Regions from separate parts of the Mus musculus genome. Here regions 1 and 2 are each linked to region 3. A link is a loop called in an ENCODE intact Hi-C map of the cell type or tissue named here. Cell type or tissue: left cerebral cortex. All regions are shown on one strand.

Evidence for each region. Hi-C counts contacts between places; a loop is a spot of excess contacts. Peaks named below come from ENCODE experiments on the same cell type or tissue, not always from the same donor. Only the 100,000 strongest peaks of a DNase experiment are listed, where the experiment ranks them.
Region 1: a loop joins it to region 3, with 2.1 times the contacts of the local background. A loop is called at or near these places in 9 of 42 quality-filtered maps.
Region 2: a loop joins it to region 3, with 12 times the contacts of the local background. A loop is called at or near these places in 2 of 42 quality-filtered maps.

The regions. Positions count from the first base shown.
Region 1 is chr11:84,124,336-84,132,335 of GRCm38, reverse strand. Tada2a (transcriptional adaptor 2A) reads left to right here and starts at 2,768. Exons shown (of 16, transcript NM_172562.3): 1 at 2,768-2,799; 2 at 5,241-5,348. The coding sequence starts at 5,324. It also overlaps a transcript of Acaca not described here. In left cerebral cortex, CTCF peaks have their summits at 2,782 and 4,177 (motif pointing left); DNase peaks (open chromatin) are centred at 2,707, 2,972, 5,557, 7,538 and 1 more place; H3K4me3 peaks cover 2,347 bases; H3K27ac peaks cover 1,143 bases.
Region 2 is chr11:84,813,528-84,821,527 of GRCm38, reverse strand. Mrm1 (mitochondrial rRNA methyltransferase 1) reads left to right here and starts at 2,013. Exons shown (of 5, transcript NM_145433.1): 1 at 2,013-2,691; 2 at 2,835-2,928; 3 at 6,488-6,620; 4 at 6,720-6,839; 5 at 7,017-8,000. The coding sequence starts at 2,156. The coding sequence ends at 7,096. It overlaps Dhrs11 (dehydrogenase/reductase (SDR family) member 11), which reads left to right. Exons shown (of 7, transcript NM_177564.5): 6 at 60-125; 7 at 227-800. The coding sequence ends at 268. In left cerebral cortex, CTCF peaks have their summits at 1,938, 3,323 (motif pointing right), 4,003 (motif pointing left) and 7,591 (motif pointing right); DNase peaks (open chromatin) are centred at 3,320, 3,938, 7,250, 7,592 and 2 more places; H3K4me3 peaks cover 2,259 bases; H3K27ac peaks cover 1,994 bases.
Region 3 is chr11:84,175,290-84,183,289 of GRCm38, reverse strand. It overlaps a transcript of Acaca not described here. Among named protein-coding and RNA genes, the nearest start is that of Gm11437, 12 kb to the right of the region's middle. In left cerebral cortex, CTCF peaks have their summits at 3,267 (motif pointing left) and 3,871; DNase peaks (open chromatin) are centred at 2,993 and 3,739; H3K4me3 peaks cover 2,413 bases; H3K27ac peaks cover 1,710 bases.

The DNA.
Region 1 (8,000 bases), 51 kb after region 3:
CAGAGTCCTATTGTGATTTCCAGTTAGTACGCAAAACACAGATTCCCAAACAAAACCTGGCTTCTAAAGTCCGTCGTCTGTGATCTCTACCCTTCTCTTCCGATGGTCCTGCCATGCTACCAACACTACACTGCTAAGGGAAGAAACCGAGGAAGGCACTGCCTCTAACAGTGTCATCCTTCCTTTTCACTGGGTGTGTGTGTGTGTGTGTGTGTGTGTGTGTGTGTGTGTGTGTGTGTGTGCTCGCATGCATGCATATATGTATATAGTTAACCATATATGCCTTTACATATGGAGGGCAGAGGTTGATGTTGGCTGCCTTCCTCACGTGCTCTCCACCTTGTGTTTTGAGGCAGGGCTTCTCCTGGACGTCATTGCTTTGGCTAGGCTGGCTGGCCAATGAGCTCCAGGTATGTGCCTGTCTCACCTCTCCCCAGTGTGGGATTGGTACCGAGTGGAATAGTGGTGCTAGTGATCTGAACTCAGGTCGACATGTACTCCATTGACTGCGGCATCTCCCAACCCCTTCATTCTATTTTTCTGAGAGAGTTCTCTCTCAAGGAACCTGAAGCTCATTGATTCAGCTAGACTGGCTGACCAACATGCCCCAGGGATCCTCTGGTCTCCGTCCCAGTGCTGGGGCTACAGGCACGCACCACCTTGACTAGGGCACCGAGGTTTAAATTCAAACACTTCACTGACAGAGACATCCCACCACACCCTGACATTTTTAGTTTTTGCGCTAATTTTTAAGTTAACGTAATGGGTTTCATTATTTGTGTGATTTTCACGCTTATGACATCATACTTTGTTGGATCCCTTTGGATACATTTTAATCCATTTAAATTTCATCCCTCTTGGACATTTTATTTTTTATTTTTTTGGTTTTTCCAGACATTGGACATTTTAATTTATCCATTTTTTGAGTCAGGGTCACATGCACCGGACTGAACTGGAATTTTTTGCGTAGGCTGACCTCCTGTGTGCTGGCATTACAGGCATGAGCCACTATTCTTTTCTTAAATACATTGATGTCTACCCTTCATGGAATTCTATCATATCCCAGTGAAATAAAAAAATCCAACCAAAGTTTACCAAGTGATGTGGGACCTGGGTCCAGGCTGTTTTCCATCAAATCTCTTTACTTGGATCTGCTCCAGCCACTCTGACCTTCTTGCTTCTTCTTCTCCATGCCTATCAAAGCCACGCACCAGGGCCACCGTACCTGCTGAGTCTCATCTATGGTTCTCTCTAGAAATCTGGAAGCTTCTGTTTCTCATTCAATAATTGGATTTCCTCTTGTGTGTTATGTCTGCTAGGAAGCCTTTCTTCCCTATCCTGACTAAAAGAAAATCTATCACTGTTATATCTGGATCCTGATTTATTTCCCATAAAACCACATTATGAGGCATTTAAAAATATTTGTTACTTATATATTAATATGCAACATACTTATATTTTATTGCTTATATATAAAATACACAAACCTTATGTGCAAGAGCATATACTTCGCTCACTACCAAATTCTCAGCACCCAGGGAAGTGGCTGTTCGTTGTGCTTTTGTGAAATGAATGGATTTGGAGAGTCAGTAAATGTGAAGTACTCTATAGCATCAACTGTTTATTTAACGTGGTGGGGATGACTTTCACATGTGAATTTTTAATGTTTTTTCTTTACTACTCTTTTTTTTTTTGAGACAGATCTCTTACTCTGTAGCCCAGATTGATCTCAATCTCAAAGCAATTGTCCTGCACTCTCCAAGTGTTGAGATCACAGATGTGAGCCACTAATTGCACCCAGCTGCAGATTTTATTTTTATTTTAACAATAGACTTATATTACCTGTGTACCAAAAAACAAATCAAGATGCCACACGGGCAGATATCGTATAAATGAATTCCAACAGAAATTGGGCAAATCTATGAAACAGATTTTTAAATAGATATACAGCATAATAGTTAAGATCAAGCCATGGGTTGGAATAGAGCTCTTCCCCAACACTTGGTAGCACTGTGATCCTAAGTTATATATTTCAATGCTGGACCATGAGGACAGTAACAGTGCCTCCCTCAGAAAGTTGTTTTAGACGAACCCTTATGTGTAACCCGCTTTGTACAATGCCTGGCATGCAGTATTGAAGGACTCCACAAATGGAAGCTCTTATAAGAATCTATACTATTAGTAATAAGAGATGTTGGGACATACCTAGCCCTCAAGAGTGACATCAGAGTGGACCACCACATCATCACTGCGTTTCCATGTGGGCCTCTGAAGCCCAGGCAGGGGATGGGTCTTTCCAGAGAAGGCAATTTCGACGTCCCAGAAGCATCAGAATAAAAAGGACCCTCTTCACCCCTCAAGTCATTCAGTCCGGGTAATCCATGAGTGGCATGATGCGCCCGGGGCTCGTCATCCTCCAGTCCAGAGCCTGGGCAGCCTCAGTTTCTTTGCTTGCAAAAGAATTGGAATGGGACTGTTAAGAAAAAAATCTAGACTGAAACAGCGGAAGCCGCCTTAGCACATGCCACCGGGCCGCTTGTGGCGACGGAGAAAGTGACAGCAGGTCAGACTTCAGAGCCCACCGACTAGCAGCCAGGTACCACGCTCCCCATCCCGGGGCGGCGCCACCGGGACCCGCCCGCTGCCAGACTGGAGGAGGCGGGACCGCCTCGGCGTGCTCGCGGCACGGGACCGCGCACGTGAGTCGAGGCCGCGCACGCAGGCCGCGGCGCGCACGCAGAGTCTGCACAGCGCGCGCAGCGGCGGGCTCTTCGGCGCCGAGGTGCGGGACGTGGCGAGGTGAGGCGCGGGGCCGAGCGGCGGGAGCGAGGGCACGCGGGGTCACGAGGTGCCGGCTGGCGCGGCGGGGCCACGCGGCGGGGGAGGTTGGCGCGGCCGGGCGAGTCCCGAGCCCCTCCCCCCGGCGGCTGGCGGTGCCGCAGCTCCGTATTCCCGGCTGGGCGGTGGAGCACGGCCCCGGCCCACCTGACCCGCCGAACCCCCACGTGGGTCTCCGCGCCCCAGTGTTTAGCACTGTTTTGCGGTCGAGGCCCGGCTACAGTGACCTGCCCAAGACCGTGCAGCTCTAAGGATGTTAACTGCACAACTGCCAAGCCCGCGGCTCCCCTGTGCTCATGGGATCCTGCCCCTCCATGCCTTCCCTGATCCCTCTTGTAATTAATTTAAATGTAGCCCATCTCTCAAGGATGTTAGTGTCACTGCGTGGTCTTCTAAGGAAGGAGAGGAAGGAGGATTTTGCTTTCTGCAGCATTGTGCTTTGCAATGTGAAGTGTTTGTCAGAACGTACTGTAGAATCTTTGCCACTGTAAAGGTCTTGATAGAGCCCTGCTGTTCACCAGGCTGTAAAAACATTGTGCAAATACCCCAATCTTTAGCGCTTCATTTTCTTGGGGAAAACAGCCTATGTCAGGAGATTGTTAGGATTCCAAGATATAGTCCCCGTACTAAGATTACATTTAGTACCTGACATATGCCTTTGTTAATTTTTTTTTTAATTAATTTTTTTTTTTAGTCAGCCTCATGTATCTTGGGCTAACCTTGAACTTAATGTAGCCAAGAGTTTCCATGAACTGATCGTACTGTCTGTACCTCTGGAGTACTGGGTTTGTTTGCTCAATGGATGCTGGAGTGTGAATATAAAGCATCCTTGCTAAAACACCCTACAACTGAACTACTGAGCCACAACGTTCTTCAAAGATCATTTTTCTTGGAAATAGAGTAAAAACTCACCCCTACCCAAAATAGCCTAAAGTTTGACCCTCAGCCTTCTTATCTAAGCATTGCATATACTTTGTATGTCAGTCCCCAAGCTAAAAATGTCAACGTGAAAAACCTATTTTGGTTGGAGAGATGGCTCAGCGGTTAAGAGCACTGGCTGCGCTTCCAGAGGTTCCGAGTTCAAATCCCAGCAACCACACGGTGGCTCACAGCCATCTGTAATGGGATCTGATGCCTTCTGGTGGGTCTAAGGACAGCTACAATGTACTCATATAAATAAAATAAATAAATCTTTAAAAACAAAAGGGGGGGGGGCTGGAGAGATGGCTCAGAGGTTAAGACCACTGACTGCTCTTCAGAAGGTCCTGAGTTCAATTCCCAGCAACCACGTGGTGGCTCACGACCATCCGTAGCAAGCGCCCTCTTCTGGAGTGTCTGAAGGCAGCTACAGTGTACTTACAGATAATAAATAAATAAATCTTAAGGAAAAAAAAAAAGAAAAATCTATTTCAGGAGAAATGAAGGTGAATTAGCCTTTTGTTTTGTTTGTTTGTTTGTCCCCCACCCCCTGAGACAGGGTTTCTTTTTTTTTTAAGATTTATTTATTTTATTTTATTATATGTGAGTACACTGTAGCTGTCTTCAGATGCACCAGGAGAGGGCGTCAGATCTCATTATGGGTGGTTGTGAGCCACCATGTGGTTGCTGGGATTTGAACTCAGGACCTTCGGAAGAACAGTCAGTGCTCTTAACCACTGAACCATCTCTCCAGCCCGAGACAGGGTTTCTCTGTGTGGTCCTAGCTCTGTAGACCAGGCTGGCCTTGAACTCAGAAATCCACTTGCCTCTGCCTCCCAAGTGCTGGGATTAAAGGCATGTGCCACCACTGCCCGGCTGAATTAGCCTTTTATAAAACTAACATTTATTTGTCCAAATTGGTATTTGCTTTGTTTTGGCTTGGGTTTTCTTTCCTTTTTCCCCTCTAAGACAGGGTCTCTCTATGTTGCCCTGCCTGCCTGTCCTAGAGCTCACTCTGTAGAGTAGGCTGTCTGTGGTTCCTGAGTGCTGGGATCAAAGGTGTGCACCACCATGAGTTTCAAGCAGTCCAAGATAGCCAGGGATGACATTGAAGTCCTCCTGTCTGAAGGAGTAAGTTACTGATCCGCATATGTTGGGTAGGATTCCTTAGTTTCCAGTAATAAAATCCAATTTATTTTTTGAGACAGGATCTCACTATGTAGCTGGCTCCGAACTCTTCATGTAGACCAGGCTGGTCTTGAACCAGAGACCTATTTTCTTTTGCTTCCTGGGTACTAGGATTAAAGGTGAATACCACCATACCAGCAAGTTCCAGGTTCTGTAAGGAGGCTGCACTTCACATTCTGTGAGCGAGGGGGGGGGTCTGAGTGTTGTGGTTGGCAACCACACAGTTGCCGTGTCGGGTTGCCAAAATATACCTTGGACTGGTTTCTGATCTGTGTGCATCTTCTCTTTGTTCTTAGGGGATCGTGGGATTGTTTGGCAACGTCTGAAGTCTTGAAACTCTACATCAAGGGAGATCAAGCAGCCATCAGTCAGCTAGAGGATGGACCGTTTGGGTTCCTTTAGCAGTAAGTACAGTGGGACAAGTCTCAAGTGACAATAAATAGCCACCTAAAGTAGAGGTTGATCAGGGAAGCAGCGCCTTTGATAATGCCTGAAGGAATTAGGAATAGCACATAAAAGTAAAGTCAGGCAAGACCGGTCTGTTGTTTGCCTACTGAATGTGGCACAGCTTCATCACTTTAGAAAAAAGCCAAGCTGAGTGAACCAGTCACCATATGGTTGATCAGGAAATAGACGTGTTTATTTTGAGCCCAGGGTCTCATGTAGACTGGCTGGCCTGGAACTGGCTTTGTAGCTAAGGATGACCTTAAACTACTTATTCATCAAGTGCTGGGATTTCAGGCTTGTACCATCATTGGATTTCAAAGAAATTAGAGATCACAAAATTGGGCAGTGCACACAACAGACACATACACACACGCACAGTCATAAAGTTGATGTTCATTAGTAAGACCCAGAAGTATGTTGTTAGGATTTGGTTCCTGTCGTTGTATCAGAGGCACTCTGCATCTTCCCTCCGTATATTCAGAAAGTTAGAATCTTGGACACATCTAGTTCTATATTTTCATCTGACTAATGTTCCAAGTGTAAACTGAAAGTATTCCCACCTCTTGTCTTTCAAGACAAGGTTTCTCTGTGGAACTGAAGCTGTCCTGGAACTCTCTGTAGATCAGGCTGGCTTCTGCTTGGTAACATGTCTGCCTCAGCCTCCCAAGTCCAGGATTAAAGGCCACTCCCTCCCTGCTATTCCCACCCTTTAAAACAATTGTTAGGGCCTGTCATCATGCCACATTCCTTTAATCCCAGCACTCAGGAGGCATAGGGTAGGCGATCTTTGTGAGTTCAAGACCAGTCTGATCCACATAATGAGTTCCAGTCAAGCCTGGCCTACATACTGAGATCCTGCCTAAGAAATAAACAAGCAAAAAAACCCCACAAATAATAATAATGATTTGTAGTTTCATTTCTCTCTTCCTAAATTCCCCTCCAAATGAGCTGTGCTGTTGTGCATTCCTCCCTGCCCTGTTTGCCGCAGTCATTGCTGCAAAGGTTCAGGCTTGGAACTGTGTTCTCACCTGGAGTGAGAAGTTCCATATTAGTGTCGTCCCCCTGTTGAAGACCATTTTTGTCTTCCTTTTGTCTCCTTCCCTTCCCAGCTCTGTTTTACTTATTTTTTATTCTCCAGGTGAATTCTCACTTTGCTGCTGAGGCTGGTTTCAAGGTCAGAATTTTTTTTTTTTTTTCCGCCAAGTTCTGATTCTTAAATGAGTCTCTCAGCCTCGTCGTCCCAGTACTTAGGACTCTAGGAACGCACCACTCACTGTTCCTGGCTTTGTTTTGTTCTGTTTGGCTTTTTTGAGGCAGGGTCTTATTGTATAGCCCTGGTTGGCATAGAACTTGATCTGTAGCTTAGGCAGGTCTTGAAGGTCTCCCCCAGGATTTACAAGTGTGGTCCACAACAACCACGTGGTTCTTCCGTTTTATGTCTCCCTTTGATGGTGTGACTCAAACTTGGGGCCTCAGGAATATCTTTATAGAATAAGAATTTCAGTTGCTAGAGAGAGGCTCAGTGGTTACGATCACTGACTGCTCTTCCAGAGAGCCTGAGTCCAGTCACCATTACCTACATGAGGGCTCACAATTATTTATAACTCCAATCCCAGGGGACCAGACACCTCTTGGATTCTACAAGTATTGCATGTGCATGCTATATGAACATTGAGGTAACCAGAACACTCGTACACATAAAAATCAAGATTAAAAATTAAAGAAGAATTTCAACTTTTTTTCTCCCATGAATTTGCAAATACTTTCTTCCAATGTGCTTGCTTTTTCGACTTTGTGTATAATGTTTTTGCTTTGTAAAGATTTACTTATGTGTCTGTGTGTTTGTCTCTGTGAGTTTATTTGTATCACATGTTTGCAGGCACCCGTGAAGGCTGTAAAAGGATTTGGGGTCACCTGAAACTGGCGTTATAGATTTGTGGGTCCTGGGAACAGAACCCAGGTCTTCTGTGAGAGTGGCAAACGCTCTCAAGCACCGAGCCAGTCTAACCCTGTTTATAGGAGTTTTGCTTGTAAGATTTATTTTTATTTCATTTTAAAATTTTTATTATTTTATGTGTATGAGTGTTTTGCCTTCTCATATGTCTGCTGCACATGCATACGGATGCCTTTCGAGGCCAAAAGAGGGAGTAACAGATGGTGTGAGCTGCCGTATGGATGTTGGGAATCGGACCCTGATTCTCTGGAAGAACAGCCACCGCTGTTAACTGCTGAGCTATTTCTCCAACCCCAAAGATTTAGTTTTTAATAGTTTGTGTGTGTTTCGTGTGTGTGCGTGCACGCACGCACGCACGCGAGTGTGTGTATGGATGTAAGTATGTATATGTGTGTGCAGGTGTCTGAGGAAGCCAGAAGAAAGTGTCAAGACCCCATGAAACTTATGTCACAGGCTGTTGTAGGAACCAGACTTTAAGAGGACTATATGCTCTGAACCTCTAAGCCTTCTCTCCAGCCCACTTATAGTATTTTTATTGACTTACCCACATATTTTGTTATTTTGTTTTTGTGTTTTCTGGGCAAGGTTTCTCTGTGTAACCCTGACTGTCCTGGAACTCACTCTGTAGACAAGGCTGGCCTCAAATTCACATCTC
Region 2 (8,000 bases), 640 kb before region 3:
GAACTTAGGTCAGGGTCAGGTCTACTCTTGTCTCAACAACCCCCCACCCCTGCTTTCAGTGTCTCAGACCAGAGGACGTGGCTGAGGCTGTCATCTACGTTCTTAGCACACCCCCACATGTTCAGGTAAGTATGGTCTTGGCTGCCTACCCACTAGCAAGAGCTTAACCGTGCCCAGCAGGGAGTATCTAAGCAGGTGGCTGCCTCAAACCCTCCGCTCTCCACAGGTTGGTGACATCCAGATGAGGCCCACAGAGCAGGTGACCTAGTGTTCTGTGGGGAGATCCTACCTTCTCCACCCTTCACGGCTCGCCTCCTGCCTCTGGATTTTAGGTGTTGATTTCTGGACTCTGCAGCTTACTTTCTATGTCCACCCCACTAAGGGATAGACAGCTTGTCAGACTATTCCCATTACAAATGTGAAAAACTGGGCCGGGAAGAGAAGACAGAATCTCGACTGTTCTATCTAACTTCTTCTGAGTCCTCTTGGGGCTCCGTAACCTTTGCTCTCCTGTGCCTCTTCCTTTTGACCTAGGAAAGGGATGTACCTAGAAGGGGCATTGCTCTATCCTCTTACACCCTACCCCCCACCCCTTAGGGTTGGAGCAGCAGAGACCTCATCTTTTACCTGTGTGGTTGTCCAGGGTTCCAGGTTCCCTTCCCAACCCTCCTGCCTCCCCCCCCCCCAGCTCTCCAGCCAAGTTTTGGCCCTCACCCTGGGGTCCTTACCACGGCTACAGAGTATCAGGGTCTGTCTCCTACTACATTTCACTGTAACAATTAAAGAGAGAGATTACAACCTACTCTACCTTCAGAAGTATCTTTCAGTTTTTTCCCCCCTTCCTGGTGATCAGTGTGGTTGGTGTCTCAGAATTCCTTCCAGGTAGCTAGGAAGGTGGGTAGATTCGGAACATCACTTCTGGAGTGGGCACAGGAGATGGTTAGTTCCAGGCCAGCCATAGGAGCCAAGGATACAAATGTCCCCAAAATACATAATTAAGTACATCCACTGCTGCTCTAGAGGACCCATGTTGATTCCAGTCCCAGGGAGTCCTACATCCTCCTCTCTCTCGCTGGGCCACCAGGCACACATGTGGTGCACAGCCACACGGACAAACAATATGCCCGCACATGTGAAAGAATTTTGAAAAATAAGTTGGAGCCAGGTATACTAATACTATTGCACACCTTTAATCCCAACATTTGAGAAGCAGAAGCAGGGAGACCTCTGTGGATTTGAGGCCAGCCTGGGCTACACAACGAGTTTCAGGCCATCCATGAGGGCTGCTTAGTGAGACATTGATTTTAAAAAAGAGGGGGTGGGGGCTGGAGAAATGGCTCAAATGTTAAGAGCACTGGCTGCTCTTCCAGAGAACCCTGGTACAATTCCCAGCACCCACAACTGTAACTTCAGTTCTTGGGGATCCAACACCTTCATAGATGTACATGCAGGCAAAACAACAATGCACATTAAAAAAAAAAAGGAATCATTAGGAAAAGGGAAAAGGTTTAAAAAGATATTTTAAAAGACTAGGCTGAAAAGAGCCAGTCTGGGCAGTGAGCAAGGAAGTCGTAGAATTACCATGGGCCAAGGGCATCGGCTGCTTGTCAGCAGAAATACCGTAGGCTCGTTGGGGCTTTCGGGAGATGGGAAATATTCTAGGGGTTCTGCTGGCTGGTGCTGAGGGTCTGACAGGATATGCTTCTGGGAGAAAGTCCCAACTATGACATTGTGCCAGGATGTAGGATGGCTCCAAGACTGAGGATTGAACAGATGGCCAAACCACTGACATGCGGTGGTCTTTGAGGACGAGCAGGTGAACGCCTTCTAACTTCTTCCTTCACCCGGGAGCAGTCCAAGGTTAGCTCAGCACCAGCACAGCCTCTAGGCTCGCCTGCGTCAGCGGAGGCAGTGCGACTCACTCCTGTAGGGGGTGCAGTGGAGACGTGGTTGCCGCCAAGCGCACATGTGCGTCATCGGACAGGGGGCTGGGCCTCCAGAACCCGGAAGCTGGGGACCCACGTGGGAGGCTGGGAGGTGACTGTCTTGGCTCGAGGGTCAGGTTGTGGGCAGTCCTTGTGAGGGGACGAAGTGTGGGAGGTCAACGGGTCCTCCCCAGCTGTCTGTCAGTGGAGTCTCGGGCGCTGCTGGAGCAATGCGGCGACTCTGGACGGTCGGGTGCTTCAGTCGCCTGATTGCCCGCCATTTCTCCTCGGTGGCTCGGCGCGGGGAACGGCCTGGCGGGGAGGAGCTGAGTCGCTTGCTTCTGGATGACCTGGCGCCGGCCCAGCGGCTGGAACGTCTATTTGGCTTGTCCCCATGCCTCCTGGCCTTGCGGGCTGCCCGTCGGCGCGTGGCCCGGCTCCTGCTCCAGGCCGGTAAGGCTGGGCTGCAGGGGGAGCGAGCCGAGCTGCTCCGGGTGGCCGAGGCTCGGGGCATCCCTGTCTTGAGGCCCAGGCGTCAGAAACTGGATGCCTTGTGCGGCTACCAAGTGCACCAGGGCGTGTGCATGGAGGTGAGCCCGCTGCGACCCCGGCCTTGCGATGAGGCGGCAGACACGAGCTCAGGCGACGACCCTCAGCAGCTGTGGCTCGTCCTTGAGGGGCTCCAGGATCCCCGCAATCTTGGGGCTGTGATGCGCTCCGCTCACTTCCTCGGCGTAGACAGAGTCATCACCAGCCAGAGAAACAGGCACGGACGTCCCTTAATTCAGTTTACGCCCAATCTGGAGGCGGAGCCAAGCTCCTAAGCACTGGGCGGGGAGCCCCGGGGTGTGTAGGGCGCGGGGCTAGAGATTTTCTGGTTTTAACACGGATCGTGGGGATCCTTTGCAGCTGTCCGCTTACTCCAGTAGTCAGCAAGGCCAGCGCTGGGGCTATGGAGGTGATGGACGTGTTCGCCACTCCTGACCTGCCCGGTTTTTTGCAGGTAAAATGGGGCGAGAGGGGAAGAAGAGGCGGAGGCGATGACTCTAGTTAGGGATGTTAAAGCTATCTCCAACGCAGTGGATTGGGGGAGGAGGAAGAGAAGGGACGTGGTGGCATTGATTCCTACGACCTTCTAAGTCCCACCAGGAAAGATCCCAGGGCCTTTTAAATAGAGCATCGTCTGAAGTTAGGGATTTCCTCGTCTCATTTACTACACGCCATGGCCACCTGTGTCGGCAAGTCAATGTCTGACAACCGTGGGACTTCAGCAGTACTCCAGGGAGCTGGTGGACTGGAGTCGTGGGTACCCGGAAGCTCAACTTCAAAGCGATTTAAACAAGGCTTTCCAAGGGGCGAGCTTTAGTGTTCTTTAGCTGTGTGTTTCCTAGCTAGACTCTAGGGGGCAGCATTGCCCCGCATTTGGCAGTCCCTCCACCCTCTATCCTTCCCCTGTCCCCACCCTCATCCCTCAGTGAGAAAATAACCTTGAAAAGAGGCTGAAGAAAGCTGCCTGATAAACTTATATTCAAGCCATATGTCTAATTTCAGATTTTTCCAGTAACCATGCAGGCGTGATGACACATATCTATAATTCCAGCTTTTAAGAGGTGGACACAGGAAGATCGTTTATTTCAAGTCCAGTCTGGGCTACCCAGTCTTAACAAAACAAGACAACAACAAATCTAGAAAACTAAAAAGAAACATGATTGTATCCAATATACCACAAGTATTATCATTAAAACATACATTTTAAATATTAGTGAAAAAAAAAATGAGACAGGTTATTGTGTGGCCCAGGCTGGCCTCAGATCCCTCAGAAATCCTCCTGTGTTAACCTCCTTAAGTTGTGTGCCATCATGCCCGGCTTAAATCCCGTTTTAAAATGCTTATACATAATACATCTCAATTTGGAATAGCCATATTTCAATCCTTAATAGTCACGTGTAGTAGGGCTGGAGAAATGGTGGAACAGTTAAGAGCACCGACTGCTCTCTCAGAGGATTCCCAGCACCCACGTGGTGGCTCACTGCCATCTATGACTCCAGTTCCAAGGGATCTGGTGCCCTCTTCTGGCCTCCCTAGGCATCGATCACATGTGGTGTGTACACTTACATGCAGTTTAACTCTCATGTAAAAAACAAAACAAAACAAGAAGACAAAGTTAAAATCTGTAGGAAGTGGCTTGGTGTGCTCTGAGATTTTCATATTGACCAGCACATGTCTAGAAGCATGTCTGGCTTCATCTCACAGGCAGCCCCCCTTCTGAGGAACTGTCCGAGACTGGTGGGAAGTGGAGTTCTCTCCTCACACCCCACACTCCCTGCCAGCATTGGGCCACAGAATTGTTTCCCCTGGTTACTGGGGAAGAGCTGGAGGCAGCAGCCAGCCCTGTGCCCCACCCACTGCCTACCAAAGCCTGCTCCATCGATACCAGCCCCACTGCAGCATGCCAAGAGTCTTCTGTGTTCATCTGACCTCATGTTAATCAGAACCTTCCCTTCGTACCCCATCAAAGCCCCGGACAGTCACAGTATCCTTCATGTTGCTTCAAAGGTCCATTCTTAGTTCTCAGGTACTTGACAGGTCTACAGCATCTAGCACATATGGTCATTCTGATTTTGTCTTGTTTTGTTTTTAATCACCTTTTTTTTCAGCAATCAAACTCAGCTTACACTAGGCAGACACATTGTCCGTGAGTCACAGCCTCACCCACTCCCCCTGGCCGTCCCTTTGCCTCTGCACTCTCCTGTAGGCATCTCCAGTGAATTCTCTTTGATCCCATGACCTCCAAACACTGTCATGTTCCAAGTCTCAGGCCTTGGATCTCTTTTGTGTAAATTGGCTTAATTTTTCCCCCCTAATCTAGTTGCCTAGCTTCATTTATTCCCTTGTATTGGCTTTTTGAGAAAAGGATCGGCTATGTAGCCAACCTCAGATTCATGATTCACAATCCTCCTGTTTCAGTGTCTCAAGTTCATATATATACATATATGTGTGTGTGTGTGTGTGTTGGGTATGTGTGCTACAGTGTGTGTGCATGTAGAGGTCAGAGAACAACTCTCTGGAGTTGGTTCTTTCTTGCCATTATCTATTTATTTATTTATTTATATATTTATTTAGAGATGGGGTTTCTTTGTGTATCCTTGGCTGTCCTGAAACTCACTCTGTAGATCAGCCTGGCCTTGAACTCACAGGAACCTGCCTGCCTTCCAAGTGCCGGGATTAAAGTTGTGTGCCGCCACCACCACCTCCCCCATCACTGTCACATTTAAACTCCTGACTTTCTTTCTTCTTCTTCTTCTTTTTTTTTTTTTAAATTAAAGGCAGGTTTATTTTGAGTTCACTGTCCCCAAGGACCAAGGCCAGGGAAGTGGCCATGGGGAAAGGGGAGGGGGGAAAGGGCAGAGAGAAAAAGAAAAAGGGTACTCCTGACTTTCCATTCCCCAGTTCCAGATTACTCCACTCCTCTGCTACACAGCTCTCTCCCTCCGCTCCCACAGTGGGCATTTCAGACTCCTTGTTTCCAGGTCTGACCATGGCTATCTGTTTTTCTAGGACCTGCCCAGCTCAGTTGTCCAGCCCAGACATTACCTCTGACTTCTTGATCCCACAGCTATGTCCCCAGATCCTTGTCCTTGGAGTTACTGTCACACCATCCCCATTTCTCACTGTTTCCTCTGCTACCCTTGTCGGAGTCCCCAGCTCCCTGGACTGGGGCTTGGGCCTCAGCATGGCAGGCATAATGATTCTGCTGAGGCCCGAGTCACACTGCGTCACTTGGCTCATAACCTTTCAAAGCACTAGGTCTGTGGTTCATACTTGTAATCCCAGTACTTGATTGAGAAACTTAAGACAGGAAGATCACCATGGGTTCAGGCCAGCCTGGGAGATATATATATATATGATGTATATGAGTACACTGTCACTCTCTTCAGACACCCCAGAAGCGAGCATCAGATCCCATTACAGATGGTTGTGAGCCATGGTGTGGTTGCTTGAAATTGAATTCAGGACCTCTGAAAGAGCAGTTAGTGCTCTAAACCACTGAGCCATCTCTCCAGCTCATGAGCTCATATCTTAAAAACTAAGACAACTGTTCAAAGCTTTTTTTATTAGTATAAAAGCCCTATGTTTCCAGTGACCCTTGAGACCTAACCCTATGTGATCATTGTCCTGCCACTGGCCAACTTAATAGTCTTTAGGTATGACAGGTGGGTGGGGTCTTCGTGCCTCCATACTTGCAGATCTTCCTGGAAGTCTGTAACCTTCTCCCACTGTCTATGAGAACTTACTCGTTAGTTATCTTCAGACCCGTCTTTTTGCCATCGCTTCAAAGGGGACTTCTACCATCACTGTGTCCCACAGCTGGGATTTTAGTCTGTATGTTCTTGACCTTAGTGCCCAGAGCAAATCCAGACCAGGTAGAGGTCCTGGCTGACTTCCTAAGTTGAAGACATTTCTCAGTGAATGTGCGTGTGCAAGGCTGGACCTGTCCTTGACCGTGTAGCTCTGATGAAGATTCGGTGCACCAGCACATGGCATTTTCTTTCCTCTTCTAGGCCAAGGCCCAGCAGGGGTGGCTCGTGGTGGGCACAGTGGGCTGCCCAGGTCCTGAGATCTCCCAGTCCTCCAAGGTCCCCATCACTAGCTGCTTAGAGTTCGTCTGGGACCGGCCTACCCTCCTGGTGCTGGGTAGGTAGGGTATACCTGCTTTTATATTTGCTGATGTCATCTGCATGTGGACATCATTTGCATGTGGACATCTGGCTAATACTGTCTCGTGTTCTGCAGGCAGTGAGGGCTCTGGTCTGTCCCAGGAGGTTTTTGCCTCCTGCCAGCTGCTCCTTACTATTCTGCCCAGACGCCACCTGCCTCCTGGTCTTGAGTCCTTGAATGTATCTGTGGCCACAGGTGAGTCTACCCCTCCCCTCCCCTTCCCTCCCCTCCCCTTCCCTCCCCTCCCCTCCCCTCCCCTCCCGTTTTCTGATTGATTTAACCTGAACAAGCTTCCCGCTCTGTGCTTCCCTTGTGTGTGTAAAGCAAGCGTGCCCTGCCTGTGTTGTAACCCTATCCTCTTCTTGCCTTTAGGTATTCTTCTACACTCCATTTGCAGTCAGAAGAAGGGTTTCCCTGTACAGGAGAGAGGACAACTTCTCCAAGACTCCTGAGAACCCTTAGCTACGTCTGAAGGACTCAGAGAGGCCCAGTACCCAGGACTACTACCACTGTGGTCAGAAAAACCGGCCAAATGTGGGCTGACATTGACTGTCTGAGATGTGCGTGTGTAGGAACCGCAATGAGTCACACATCCGTCCTCAGGCTTGGATGTAATGGGCCCTCTACTTGTAAGAGCCTGTTTACTGGCTACAGTCAGGAGAACTTTAGAGACCAAAAGAAGTTTCGTATCCAGTTGGAAATGGTAGTTCGCTAGTTTCCAGGACGGGTTAGGACAGACAGTATCTGTCCTGGATCCCAGTGGAAGTCAGGGGGCTGTTCTTGGCATGCGGAGGAGCAAGGCAGTCCAGCGCAGGGTGTGTGGGATGTGAGGGTGAGTTTGTAGAGGGAAGCTGACTGAACAGATGCATATTCCTGTCTCTTGGGATGATGGGGATAGGACACCAGATCTCATCAGCGAGCCCTGAGCCGCTGAGCTGTCATGCCCAGTCTCTCCATTAGGTGGCAGTCTTGCTCTTTGCACCATGGTTTTGCAGGCCCCTTGCAAGGAGAGCCCTCTGTGGAGGTGGGAGTGGAAGGCTTAGAGATAGGGAAAATAGCCAACAGCTTCTAGACACTGGCCAGTCCAGCCCCGTGGAGGGAACCTGTGATCCCAGGCCCTTGTTGCCTCTTTGAGTCTGAGAGGCTGTGAAATCAGGATTACTTTTGTGGAATCCGACTAGGCTTGCCCCGTCCTCTAGAGTCCCACAAGTGGAGCAGAAGTGATATTGCCAAGTAGTGGTTTCACTCTGGGCTGCATGCTGGAACACCTAATAAGCTTTAAAGGAACAAGGCCAACACAGCAGCTACTGTGTGCTGCTGGGAAGGGCAGGAACACCCTGGGCAGTACCATTTCTT
Region 3 (8,000 bases):
TTTCAAAGTGGATGGATTGATGAGGACCACGTTTAAATGGGAGTCCCCTCAACAGTGATTAAGATTTACTTTTCAGCCAATAAGGCTCCAGTGTTTATTCATAAGCCTTCTGATTTTAAATGTATGGAAATATGCTTGATGTGTGGCTTCTACAGTTATTAATCTTTAAGAACATGTGAAGGGTCACATGAGATAGCTCACCTAGCAAACAGACTTCCAAGTTCAAGCACAGGAACTTGAGTTCAATGTACAGGGAAATGAGAGAACTCCCTAGAATTGCCTTCTGACCTTACCCTGATCCCTCCTGTACCCATACATATAGAAGACGTTTCTTAAATGTTAGGGAATACTAGGCGGTGGTAGCACAGGCCTTTAGTCCCAGCACTCAGGGGTAAAGGCAGAAGATCTCTGAATTTGGGGCCAGCCTGGTCTACAGAGAGAGTTCTAGGACAGCTAGAGCTACATGGAGAAACCCTGTCACAAAACAAAACAAACAAAACAAAAAAAGTTAAAGAATGATAAAACAACTTTTTTTCTGAATTGCTTCAAAAAGTAACCCAGCCTTTCCCCAGTAAAAACATTAAATTTAAGTGTATTACTGCACGATTTTAATTGTTGGTTGCTCATCCAATAATTAAGATATTAGATACCTAAAAATTGAAAACAAAACAAAAACAAAAAGCAAGGCTTTGACATGCCAAAATTGTGTCATCTACAAATAGGGTCCTCTTCACAGAAAGGTACAGTGAGGCGGAGAATGCTAAGTTGGTAACGTACATGCTTAGCATGCACAAAGCCCTGGTTCAATCCCCAGCACTGCATTAAAAAAAAGATTTGAAGGCCAAGGAGACAGCTCAACACATAACAGCACTTTTTGCCAGGAACCCACATGATAGGAGAGACCCAACTCTCATAAATTGTCTTCTGACCTGGTGTAAGCTTGCACAAGAGCATACACACACACACACACACACACACACACACGTCAAAAACAAAACAAATATGGCGGCACACACCTGTAATCCCAGAAGGTAGCTCAGCTGGTAAAGGGGACTGTTGTGAGATGATGATCTCTGTTCATTCCCCAAGGCTCACATGATATAAGAGTAAACAGATAGGAGACTGTCTTCTGATCTCCACATGGCAGGCATGCTTACATTCCCCACAAAAAATAAATAGAGAAAAGTTTTTTGGTTTCTTTTTTTAAAGGGGTAAGTGCTTATGGAGTCTTGACAACCTGAGTTCAAACCTGAAGACCCATTCCTAAAGGTTGTCCTCAGACCTCCACACATGCACCTGAGCACCTGCATGACCACACATACACACACACACACACCACACACACACACACACACACACACACACACACAACCAAATAAATATAAAACAAAAAAAGGAAAAGGGTAAAGAAAAAGCTGGGTGTGTTAGGGCACCCTTTAATCCCAACACTTGGAAGGCAGAGGCAGACAGATCTGAGTTCAAGGCCAGCCTGGTCTACAAAGAAAGTTCCAGGACAGCCAGGGCTATACACTACTTGAGGAACAACCATATCTCAGGAGGGAAGGGAGGCGGTATGTCAGCACAGGCCTACAAACAATCCTTATACTTGAGACACTGAGACAAGAGAATTCCAAGTTCAAGGCTACACATATGAAGTCCCTTCAAATAAAAACAAAACACTGGCTTTAGACCAGTTAAACCAGTCTGTGTGACAGGTAAAAATTTCCTACTTATTAGCTGAAAAGTGCTCTACACCTGAACTCATTCACAGCACTTTAGAGTTCTCCAAGGCTAGCTTTCACAATGACAGATCTTTGATAATACTTAGTCATGGTCTGATGTAAAAATTCATTATTTCCCAACTTTCCCTTCCATTTTGAAAACGACTTAATCTTTTCTTTGATGTATTTCTATCCTCTGGCAAATCACAAGCAAAACCTCTATAACATTAATAAGCGCTGGCAGCTCCAGAATTCAGTATTTTACTGTTGACATCTTTCAAACCCACAAGTCTTGCTAATTATCATGGGGGTCACATCAATACTTCTGTTAAGGCTTAAATAGTATTTAGAAATAAACTGAAGCCAAAGAAGTGGGAAGAAACTTGCTACTTTGCAGCTAGCAAGCACCTACTACCTACACTGCTTTTTAGAAAAATCCTGTTAGACAACAACGCTTTTCCAACAAGTGCTTGTCAAATGAACACACACACACACACACACAAAAATCCCAAGACAGATGTCAAGGGCATCCCCATTCACCAAGCAACAGACAAATTAGGGTTCTCCTATCCGCTAACAGAGAGGAAACTAAACTATGTAACCAAGGAAAGCATAGTTCCCAGCCTGAACTGTAGAGTTAGAGGGAAAAATGAAACAGAAAAGTCAAGAGAGAACAACGTCTGAGAGTGAAGGCCAGGTTATTAGATTTATTCTGCACGTTGGGAAGTTTCTGAAACAATTTATGTAGACATGGAATCAGGAAATCCTAGAGCCTTTTGTCTTAAATCTCCTAACAAAACCATCTAAAATTATTTCCTCTGATTAGTTATACTCCTGTATGCTTCTGTAAAAACCCACAAGGCCTACATGAAGCCCCTGATTTTTAAAGCTTATTGGAAATGTCCACTTGCCGGATACACATATCCAAACTATATACATATCGGCCCAGATGAGGGCAGAATCTCCACTCACATTTTCCTCTGAACTCTAGCTTCCTATCACCTTCTTAAGTCTTATCTCCAATAGCTGCCCTAAATTAGCAAGGCGAACGCCAAAGGGAGAGTTAAGAACTAGTGAGCACGCTTTTACTACTTACGTCCCTCATAGAAACCCTCAAATCCTGCGAGCAGGAACTGGCAAAGGGACAGCCCGCCTGGCCCGGGCTCTCCCCGCGATACAAAGGCACAGTGAGTACCACAGCAGCCCGCGCCTCTGCGCCCCACACCTCTCTCCGCAAGAGAGGACCGAGACTTTCCGTGCAACCAGACCCAACCCTCAACACCCGCCTCCCACGTGGTCTTCTCCCTCTCGGAGCCCAGGAACCGACGCAAAGAATCAGACCCGCAAGTAGGCAGCAAGCACCGGGCAGACTCACTGATTCCTCCCTAAGGGCCCTGGGCGGTACTCCTCCCAGGTTCCGGGGTCTCGGCCCGCAAGCAGCCTGACCCCAGAGCCCTCCACGCGGAGCTCGAGCGAGGGGGCTTGGAGGCCGCGGAGCTGAGGAGAGGACTCGGCTGTCCGGCCCGGGGTCTGCATTGGATGGAGCCCCACCGCGTGCCGGTGGAGGCTGGGAGGCCGCCCCCTGCCGGCTGCCCCTCCGCGGCCCGGGCCGCTCCGGGTTGCGCTGCGGCCCTCGCCTCACCTCAGGCTGGCGGCACGCAGGGACCGACGGTCGCTGAGACCCTGCGCCGAGATGTGCTGGGCGGGAGGCGACGCCGGCGGCTCGGCGATGGCTGACAGGCGCTCAGCAGGCCGGCCCGGCACCGGGGCCGAGGAGGGCGGGGCTTCGGTGGACTGCCCCGCCCCCGGCCCGCCCCCGCCCGGCCGCCCACCTCAGCCGCCCAGCCCCATTAGGTCCGCGCGCGTCCGGGGTTACTCCAGGCCGTTCACCTCCGACCCCGCTCCGGGCAGCCGCGCGGTCTGGGCGCCAGTGGGAGGGGGCGAGGCGCGGGCTCGGGCCCGCGTCAGCCAATGGGCGCGCGGCGCGGGGCGGGGCGACGTGAGGCGATGCCGATGGTCCGAGTGCGGCTCTGCCATTCGGGGCCGAGCGGTGCGAGGGCGGGCGGGTCTGGGACGTGGTGGGTTCCCCTTCTGTCTGGGCGGGTTTGGGGCCGGCCCAACGGCTCCACCTCCCGGCAGAGAGCGGAGTGGAAGCTATGGTTCCGCTCGAAACTCCCCTCAAGGACCTGCTGGCGAGTAGCGCGGGAAAGGAACCCAGGGGAGCCAAGAGGTGCGATCGGCGACGTGCTGGCCCTGGATGAACAGAACCATTGCTAATCCTGACGCTCTAATGAGGTCCATGTCCTGCCTGTCCACTGCCTTCAGAGTAGTGGAGGCTAGCCTATGCAACCAGCCCCTTTGCTTAGCTCCCCAGCTTACCTCAAAAGGAGCTGAAGATGCTGGATCGCGGAGTATTTCTAAAGAGAAGTGTTAGTAAATAAAGTTTGGTGGTAAGGAAGGTACAAAGGACAGCAGTCTCATGCCTGCCCTCCACAGTGCGTGTCAGGGAGTCCTGACTTCTTAGATTGTTTTACATCCTTTACTGGGGTTGCTCCAAGCCTTTTGAGGTGAATGAAGTCAACAAATTTCTCTAGTTTTATCACTTCACATACTTTCATGGCAGTATGTATTGAAGATTAATGGTGATTGGAAGACTTCCCAACACAATGCAATCATTGATCTTAGGTGCCGAGACGCTGAGAGGAAATCCATTCGACAAGAATGGGGTGAATTCTAAACTATTGCAAGAATTCAGAGGAGCACCCAGAGTTCTTTTCCCAATCCCACACAAGCCTGTGATGGAGGCCAGGAAAGGTGCAGAAGAGGGCACTGTGGCCAGAAGAGTAGTTCAGTGCCAGAGGGCAAAAGTGAAAAGGATGGAAAGGCACACCCCAGGAAACGAATTCTTGGATGGAAGCTAAGACAGGAAGATATTAAGATTGGTCAACAGGAACAATGGGATCCCTTATTGCCATAAGGTGGCAGCTCCTCCAGGAATTTACCCACTCACTTTTGAAGTTATAAGGATTAGAAACAAATTGGGGAATTCACAGATTTTACAAAACAGTGACCTATATTTTAACAGTAACTGTGTCAATGGGATAAATGTCAGTTGAACAAAGGAAATTCAAAGCTTTAAAAAAAAAAAGAAAAGAAAAGAAAATTGAGCAAGACTTTCTGGTTTAACAAGACGTTCCACTTACTGACTAAGAATAATCTGGGAAGCTTTGCCTCTCCATAGTAGTGCTCTCTGAAGCTGGCATGAAGAAGTGACCAAGTAAAAAGAATTAAAAATCTTGAAGTCGCCTCTAATTCTTTCACCTTTTAAAGTCTCTTTCCCGAGGATTCTTAACGGTGTTGCTGTTTGTCGGCTTTAGGAATGTCACAATAATGGGCTTACCCTCAAAAACTCAGGGATTGTGGGGTGTAACCATTTGCCTCACATGTGTAAGACCCTGGGTTCCACCCTCAAGTGAGGTATTCAAATAGACCAGCTCTTGGCTGTGAGTTGGCTCAGCAGGTTAAGGAGTTTGCAACCAAGCCTGAGGACCTAAGTACTATCCCAGCCCACACGGGAGAAGGAAAAAACTGAACAAAGTTCACATGTACACTAGGATATGAAAATATCAACATATACACAAAACATTGTCAAAAAAAAAGTAAAACAAACTACTCAAGGTAAGGACTAATGAAAGAGCTACAATAGTGTACTTACACGGCAGAGGCAGGTGAGTTGGGCCTTCAAGATTTTGTACCTTGCCTGGCCTTGGGAGACTGAAGAAAGACACAAAACAACAAAAAGCTACAGGAGGAGAAACCAAGAATGAGTTAGGATAGCCCAAGACCACTCACAAAGAATCTGCTATCAAATGCTTAGACACCGGAGCAGAGAAATGGCAAAGGGCTGTAAGACAGTAAGTAACTTCTGGAACTGGAACCACTCCTGAGTGTTGTGCTGTTTGGGACAGGCCAAGACCTGCCCATTCTACTGTAGGCTTTGTAGAGCAGGTCTCCATGAGTCCTTGCCACACAAGCTGTGTGTCTGTAAGAGGTGGAGGAATAGAGCCAAACAAAGGGTGGAGAAAACATACTATACAAGGCTAGCAGGTAGAAGAGAAAGGGGGCAAGTGTGCATTCTAGAAGCTGGAACTAGAAGTCTTTTCTGGACTGAATTATATCCCCAAAACCCAATGCTGAAGTCCTATTCTACAGTACCTCAAGATGTGTGGGGGAGCAGGGATAGAGATAGGGTCTTTAAAGATATTATTAAATTAAAACATGATCATTTAGGGTAGATTCTAGTAAAATATAACTGGTGCAATTAAACAAATGGATATTAAGGAACAGATAGACAGAGATCCTTTGAAGACAGAGAAGACAGTAATTGATAAGTCTAGAAGAAAATTTTCAGAAGGTAATTAACACTGTTGACATTTTGATTATGGACTTCTAGTCTCCAAAAAAATGTGAAGAATTCTATATTGTTTCTGTAGTGTCATATTTTGTTGTAACAGCCCTAAAAGAATACAAGGCCTACACGAGAGAGATGGCTCAATAGCATTGACCATCTTCCAAAAGACCGGGGATCAAATCCCAGTACACACGTGAGTGACTCACACAGTCTAATTCCAGTTCCAGGGGACACTAGGTCCTCTAGACACTGAATGTATCCAGTTCTGACACCCTCTTCTAGCCTCTTCAGGTACCAGGCATGCATGTGGTACATAACAAACATGCACTCATACACATAAAAAGAAATATTAAAAAAAAAAAAGATTGTGTAAAGAGGAAGCCAGCTCTTCCTGTAAGTGGCCTGAGGTGATCTATAAAAATGGCTTACAACTCTCTTGACCCAGAAAACCCTACAAAAGCATGCAAATCAAGAGGCTTAAATCATTGTGTTCACTTTAAGAAGGTGAAACTGCCCAGGCCATTGAGGACACATATTCAAAAAGCCACCAAATACCTGAAACATGTCACTTTAAAGAAGCAATGTGTACCCTTCCAGCTGTTTAATGGTAGAGTTGGTAGGTCATCCAGACCAAACAGTGGGAAAGGACAAAGAGTGTAGGTCAAAAGGAATGCTGAATTTTTGCTACACATGCTTAAGAATGCAGAGACTATGAAATTAAGGGTTTAGATGTAGGTCCTCTAGACACTCAACATACCCAGGTGAGCCAAGCGTCTACAAAGAAGCAACAAATTTACAGAGCTCATGGCCAGATTACCCCACATGTGACTCCCCTGCCACACTGCAATGAGCCTCACTGAGAAGGAACAAATTATTCCCCAGAAGAAGCTGAAGAGACAAAACTTATGACACAGGAGTAAATTTAGCATGAATAAATAAAAGTTTATTTTAAGAAAAGGAAACTGAGCACAGTACATGCCTGTAATCTAAGCACACTGGAGGCTGAAGCAGGAGGATCAGGCATCCAAGACAATCCTTGGTTATATAGCAACTTTGAGGCTAGCTCGACTACATGAAGCAAAACTAGACTCCAAAACAAAACTATTAAAAATAAAGTTATGGGGCTGGAGAGATGGCTCAGCGGTTAAGAGCACTGACTGCTCTTCCAGGGGACCTAAGTTCAATTCCCAGCAACCACATAGTGGCTCACAACCATCTGTAACGGAATCTGATGTCCTCTTCTGGTGGGTCTAAAGACAGCTACAGTGAACTCACATAACTCACATAAAATTAACTAATTAATTAATTAAAAAGAAGTTGTATAGAGGTGTAAGGAATTGATACTAAGCATCCTGACTACCTTCATCGATCTCTTTCCCTATGTGGGAAAAGTCTGAGAGGTCCTTGTTTTTACAATGATTATAATCTGTTTGAAAACAAAAAGAACACTCTTTTGTTTGTTTTGTCTTTTTGTTTTTGTCTTTGTTTTTGAATACAGCGTTTCTCAGTGTCAAGATGGCTGTCCTGGAACTTGCTCTGTAGACCAGGATGGCCTCAAACTTACAGAGGTTTGCCTGCCTCTGCCCCCTGATTGCTGGGATTAAAGGTGTGCACCACCACACCCGGCCAAAACTAGCACTCTTAAACAGCTGTATCTCACTGCCTAGATGATAGCTGTGTAAATTTGTAAAGGGCATAGGTGAGAGGATAAATTCTCAAAAGTAGATAAACCTATATATATGTAAATAGTATATCATCAATTTCTGTAAAGTTCCATTTGGCAATCATTTCTGCTTAAGATTTAGAGCATTACTTCTCAAGGTATGTTCCTCTGGCTGCCTGCACTAGGAACACTGGAGTACTTGTTT